Linked DNA regions of Homo sapiens: region 1 is linked to region 2. Evidence: read pairs that join two places in POLR2A ChIA-PET (ENCODE). Cell type or tissue: CD4-positive, alpha-beta T cell. All regions are shown on one strand. Each heading gives the region's core, and the rest is flanking DNA. Links, peaks and the distances in the headings are about the cores only. Region 1 has its middle 19 kb from the start of KCNG3. Region 2 has its middle 36 kb from the start of EML4.

Region 1 (2,911 bases), core at 294-2,793, 380 kb after region 2:
CATCTCAAAAAAAATAAATAAATAAATAAAATAAAATAAAAAATAATTATAATAATATTTTCTGTGGAAACCTGAGAAGTATAGCAATCTGGAAGACTGGGAGGGTTTTTTTCTTTTTCTTTTTCCTTTTTTTTTTGTTTTTGTTTTTGTTTTTATACTAGAGATCAACCTCAACTTGATGACTGGCAGTTTTTGAAAGGGATTTGGAGAAGATGCATTTAGGTTGGTGTGTAAGCCTGTCTCAGGCCTGAGTTTGAAAAAAGAGCCTATGGCTCAGCCAAAAATGATGAGAGATGAGTGCCCACTGGAGCTTTCCTAGTTTTTCGGGATTCCACTTCCAGTGCTGTAACTCCATGCTGCCATGTGGCCAAGCAACAGCAGGTCCTCTCCCCAGAAGAGAACCTTCCTCTGACTGCAGGAGTGTTGCCCTCTGCTTAACATTTGCTAGTACTCTATGTCTTCCAAGTAGGATTTTTCCTTTCCAGAGGAAAGTAATCACAAACAAAAATCTTTATAGCAAAGGACACTGAGAAGCTTTTTATCCCCTTTCACTAGCTTCTGTTGTGAGGGATGAAACTGAAAGGACAATTAGAACAAATGTCAGCGTAAATCTCCAAAGAAAGAAGAAAATAAGCTTACCAAGTTTCCTTTGATGATGCCAAGAAGACATTTTCTCCTCTAGATAACAGTGTGTATTTAATTTAGACCATGTCAAGGGATTAGAAAACACTCAACCACTGTACCAGTGGTCTACCTCAGTAACAACAGATACTTATGGAAAGGGAGAAATTGTATATAACTTCCATTGACTCGGCATTAGTTAAGACTTTCAATTTATAGTTCTTTGTGCTTTCACCCTAGTCACCAACTCAAGAATGACATTTATATTCTATATAAACATTCTGAGACATCCTCTACTTACAGGACCCTTAAGAAAACTCCAATTTTAATGGCACCAATCAAACCATCCATCAATTCTCCCAGACTGTGAAAATGCAAGGTCTACAGATAATTTTGCCACTTAATTTAAATCAGTCCCCATGGCATCCCCTATAAAAATGTTCACTCTGCCTTTACTTGCTAACTTGCTAAATAACCAACTGGGCATACGAGAGGCTAGTGTTTCTGGTTACCCATGCAGGGGAAACCCCATTTCATCTTTGTGTTGGCAAGCCCTTTGTTACATGTTTAAGTTACTTTTTGGATATTAAACTATAGTGATTTATTCTGCAAAACCTATTGTGGTTGGAGGGAGTGTGAGGGGAATGAAATGAGCATTACTTGGGATACTGGTCCCTGTTCAGGTTGGGACTGAGAAAGGATTCAGCAATCACTGGGGTGGGTAGGTCAGTCTTTTCAGTTTGACAAATATCCTTGGAACTTAAACAAAACAAAACACTTCCAGAGAGGACCACTAGGAGGTGCTGGGAAGAAAGGGCAATGACTTCACCCAGGAAAAGGGATAGACTCCAAGTGAAGAAGGAACAGACTCCGTGTTAAAGCCTCCTGGCCAATAGTGAGGCCACATCTAAACCTAGCGAGAGACCCAGCTCCATGGAATGGTATAACCAGGCTTATCAAGACCCTCAGAAGTAGTATTTGGCCAGCCACATAGGACAGAGAAAAGGGTAGAACTTCCAGGACAGAGAGAGACAAACACCAGGAGGGACATTTGGAAAACTAGACCCACTTGTCCTGAAGCCCAGAGTGCTGGACTCAGTGAGCCGGGAATGAGGGAGAACTTAAAGGGACAGGGAAGTGCAGGACTGCCACGCCTCCCAGGCTGGCCTGAGGGGCAAACGGGCTTACACCTAGGAAAGCCCTGGAAGGATTTCAGACTCCCATGAAATCCAGCAATGCTGGCCTCCCTCCACTACCTCAAATTGAGACAGACATGAGAGCTCAAAGAATCCCAAGTCTAGGCCAGGCACGGTGGCTCATGCCTGTAATCCTAGCACTCTGGGAGGCCAAGGTGAATGGATCACCTGAGGTCAGGAGTTCAAGACCAGCCTGGCCAACATAGTGAAACCCCATCTTTACTAAAAATGTAAAATTAGCTGAGCATGCTGGTGCGTGCCTGTGGTCCCACCTACTTGGGAGGCTGAGGCAGGAGAATCACTTGAACCTGGGAGGCAGAAGTTGGAGTGAGTCGAGATCGCGCCACTGCACTCCAAGCTGGGCGACGGAATGAGACTCCGTCTCAAAAAAAAACAACGAGAAAAGAATCCCAAGTCTGCAATATGAAAACTGGTCAAATAAGAGTTATCTAAGGAGAAGAAAATTGTGCTTTGTTAGCTCACTATTTATATGATGCTTGTAAAAAATACATATGCTTTTAAAATATTTTTCTTTCTTTTTGTGTGTATGTGGTTTTTTGTTTGTTTGTTTTGAGATAGAGTCTCACTTCATCACCCAGGCTGGAGTGCAGGGGCACTGTCTTGAGGCTCACTACAACCTCCACCTCCAGGATTCAAGCAATTATCCTGCCTCAGCCTCCTGAGTGGCTGGGATTACAGGCGCCCACCACCACATCCAGCTAATTTTTGTATTTTTAATACAGATGGGGTTTCACCATGTTGGCCAAGCTGCTCTCAAACTCTTGACCTCAAGCGATCTGCCCACCTCGGGCTCCTCCCAAAGTGCTGGGATTACAGGCATGAGCGCCCAGCCCCTTTTTTTTTTTTTTTTTTTTTTTTTGAGACAGGGTCTCACTGTTGTCCAGGCTGGAGTACAGCAGTGCAATTTTAAATCACTGCATCCTCATACTTATGGGATCAAATGATCCTCCCGCCTCAGCCTCCAGAGTAGCTGGGACTACAGGCATGCACCACCATGCCTGGTTAATTTGTTTTTATTTTTTATAGAGATGAGGTTGCCACTGTGTTGCCCAGGCTTGTATCAAACTCCTAGC
Region 2 (2,911 bases), core at 281-2,780:
TGCCTAAGTACTAGGGACATGTGCTGAATATTTTACTTGTATTAGCTCATTTAATCCTCACCAATGAATTTAGGACTATTATTATTCACATTTTACATATGAAAAGATTGAGCTGTGAAGAGCTAAGAAAATTACTCCAAGATGACACTACTATTTAGTGGCAGAGCCAGGACTCAAACACAGGTTTGCCTGACAGCCAGACCCTAACCACCCTGCCATTCTGCTGTAGAATGCTTTTCCAGTTAGAAGCCTATCCAGGGTGGCACCTTCCATCTCTGTTTCCATTTTAAAGTGAAAATGCTGAAGGAGGAATGGAGGAAAAAAAGACAGGTTCATGACCAAAATTTGACCACTGTGAGAATTATGGATAGATAAGTAGAAACCTGAAAAGCCATGAACGACAACAACAAACTTTAAAAATCACATCGAATTGAGCAATGGTAAATGCAGAAATTTGGGATTTATGGTCGAAACTGGTGTAGGGACTGGTGGCAACATTTATTTGCAAAGCGTCAAGGACTGCCACCTCCATTTAGATGCCTTTACTACATGAAAGTCTAAAATACTCTAAAGAGAATCCCGGGAGAGGCTACAAGCCAAGAATCTTTGGCTTACAAAATAGTGGGGGCTGCTTCTTCCCAAGTTACCACGCACAGAAGCAAAACTTGGCAGTATCTGAAACAGAGGATTTTGATCCTGTTCCTACCATTGCTTCCAGAGAAGGAAGCAAAACAAACCACTGAGTTCTATCTACTCCGGCTCCTGAGCACCAAGACCCTGCTTGGAAGAGAATCTCACCTTGCCGTCTGCTCAGGAAAATCAGCCCCTCTAGAGGAAGCACCAAAAGACCTAAGTGCAGGGCTGGAGTTTCCTACCCCTTCTTATTTCCTGTGGAGTTCTGTTTCTTGAGGAAACTTTCCCCAAATAATCTAGCTGCCACTCTGACACCATTTTCATTGAGTAATTCATGGTGATGTCACGCCAACTAGGCACTAGGGGAAGCCCTGCTTTTATGGGTTGGCTCTTCATTTAGGAATTTTTATTTTTCTGACTTCCATCCCTTTTTCACTGGACTCCACTTTTTTTGAGGCAAGATGCCTGAGTGGTGAAGTGTTGCTTGCTTTTGAGAAAAGGAATTCCTTCTGGTTGAGAGGCAAATGGTTGAGTGAAGGCAAGATGCATGTCCTGTAATAGTACATCTTAATTGGAGAGCTGGCAAGAGAGGAAGGAGGTGTGGGCCTGCTGCGGGCTCTGTTATTCCTAATAGGGTTCATTGAGCTAAGCACGGAAGATGGGCTGGGGGCACTAGGACTAACAGCCACCCCCTGAAGACACAATCACGCATGCCTGGGGAGCTGACCACCTCCTTTTGACACCTGGACAGCCACATCTAACCCACATCCCCACGTTCCCGCCTTGCCTCTCAGCTGCTCTGTGCAGCAAGACAGCAAAGGCAAGTTTGGCAAAGCTCGCCTGTAAAAGCCTAATCCAAACAGCATGTCCGCTGAGCTCAGCGGGGTGACTCATGTGCAGTGATGTGTGAGGCCAGCGAGCAGAGATTAGGATCTGGCCCGCCCGCCAGCCTACCTTGCACTTCCTTTGATCAACTCTGATGGTTTTTAATTCTGCAGAAGCAGCTTCCTGCCAGCAGCAAGCAGCTCTCAGTGGCGGCTGGAGCTGCGTCTGTGCTGACCTACTTGTCAGTGGGGAGGGAGGCATGTGCTAATGGCACTGGGACATCCCGGGCTCACAGGCTACACGGAGCGAGAGGGCAGCCTCTTTTGCTGAGGTGCCCATGGTGACATCAGAAGCTTGCTCCTCAGCCAACACCAGCAAGGCCATGCGTGTGAGCAGCCTGGGCTCTGAACGTGCTGCTGGTATTGGTTAGAATCACGGGGTAATCAAGAAAAATGGGACTCTCCCTGGGGGACTCTTTTTGGGAAACTGGGGCATCTCTAAGGACGCCATCTGGCACAAAATGAAGCACTCTCTGGGTTCTTCAGAAGTACTCTTTTACATCTGTTTTGCTTGAAATGGAACACATTCGGAGTATATTACTTTTTTGAACCGCTCCTTCCCTGCTTGGTTGGAATGCGTTTGCCTCTTGATTCTTCCAAATCCCCTCGATTACCACTGCCAAGCAGAGCACCTGAAATCTGGTCTCCTGCTTTCTCATTCCCTCTCTTCCACGTCTCTCCTTTCTCTCTCTTTTCTCAGGAAGGATAGCAGTGATTCTAATCTTGGCTGCATGTTAGCACCACCCTGGGAAGGGGCTGTGGTTAAAAAAAATTCCCCAGTCCCAGGCTCTGCCCCAGATTAATTCAGAGTCCTGAGGGTAGGACCAGGCATTAGTACTGCTTAAAGCTCCTATTGTGGCCAGGCGCGGTGGCTCATGCCTGTAATCCTAGCACTTTGGGAGGCTGTGGCGGGCGGATTGCCTGATCTCAGGAGTTCGTGACCAGCCTGGGCAACACCGTGAAACCCCATCTCTACTAAAATGCAAAAAAATAGCCGGGCATGGCAGCACGCGCCTGTAGTCCCAGCTACTTGGGAGGCTGAGCCAGGAGAATCGCTTGAACCTGGGAGGCAGAAGTTGCAGTGAGCTGAGATTGCGCCATTGCACTCCAGCCTAGGCGACAGAGCGAGACTCCGTCTCCGAAAAAAAAAAAGAAAAGAAACGAAAAGAAAAAAGAAAAGCTCCCATTGTGCAGCCAAAGTTAGAAGTCATTGGGATCTTGGGGTTGTAGGCCATCAGCCAAAAGCCCTAACAATGGTTCTTATCTGTCCTCCCACCACCATTCAGAAGGGTCTAAGAAGTGATGTGTACTTTAACCACTTAAGGCAAAATATTATCTGGATGGGATAACTAGCCTACATATTAAGAAGAATTTCTTATTCCGATTAAAAGTAT

What was found. ChIA-PET counts read pairs that join two places held together with the same protein. Peaks named below come from ENCODE experiments on the same cell type or tissue, not always from the same donor. Only the 100,000 strongest peaks of a DNase experiment are listed, where the experiment ranks them.
Region 1: POLR2A ChIA-PET joins it to region 2 with 7 read pairs; 2 of 35 experiments call an interaction of 5 or more read pairs at or near these places.

What each region holds. Positions count from the first base shown.
Region 1 is chr2:42,512,011-42,514,921 of GRCh38, forward strand. It overlaps a transcript of MTA3 not described here. Among named protein-coding and RNA genes, the nearest start is that of KCNG3, 19 kb to the left of the region's middle. In CD4-positive, alpha-beta T cell, for the core only: a CTCF peak has its summit at 1,424 (motif pointing right); a DNase peak (open chromatin) is centred at 1,421.
Region 2 is chr2:42,131,618-42,134,528 of GRCh38, forward strand. No RefSeq gene overlaps it. Among named protein-coding and RNA genes, the nearest start is that of EML4, 36 kb to the right of the region's middle. RefSeq lists enhancers at 1,090-2,063, 2,064-2,911. In CD4-positive, alpha-beta T cell, for the core only: no CTCF peak of the experiment used is centred there; DNase peaks (open chromatin) are centred at 954, 1,684 and 2,284; H3K4me3 peaks cover 1,155 bases; H3K27ac peaks cover 2,256 bases.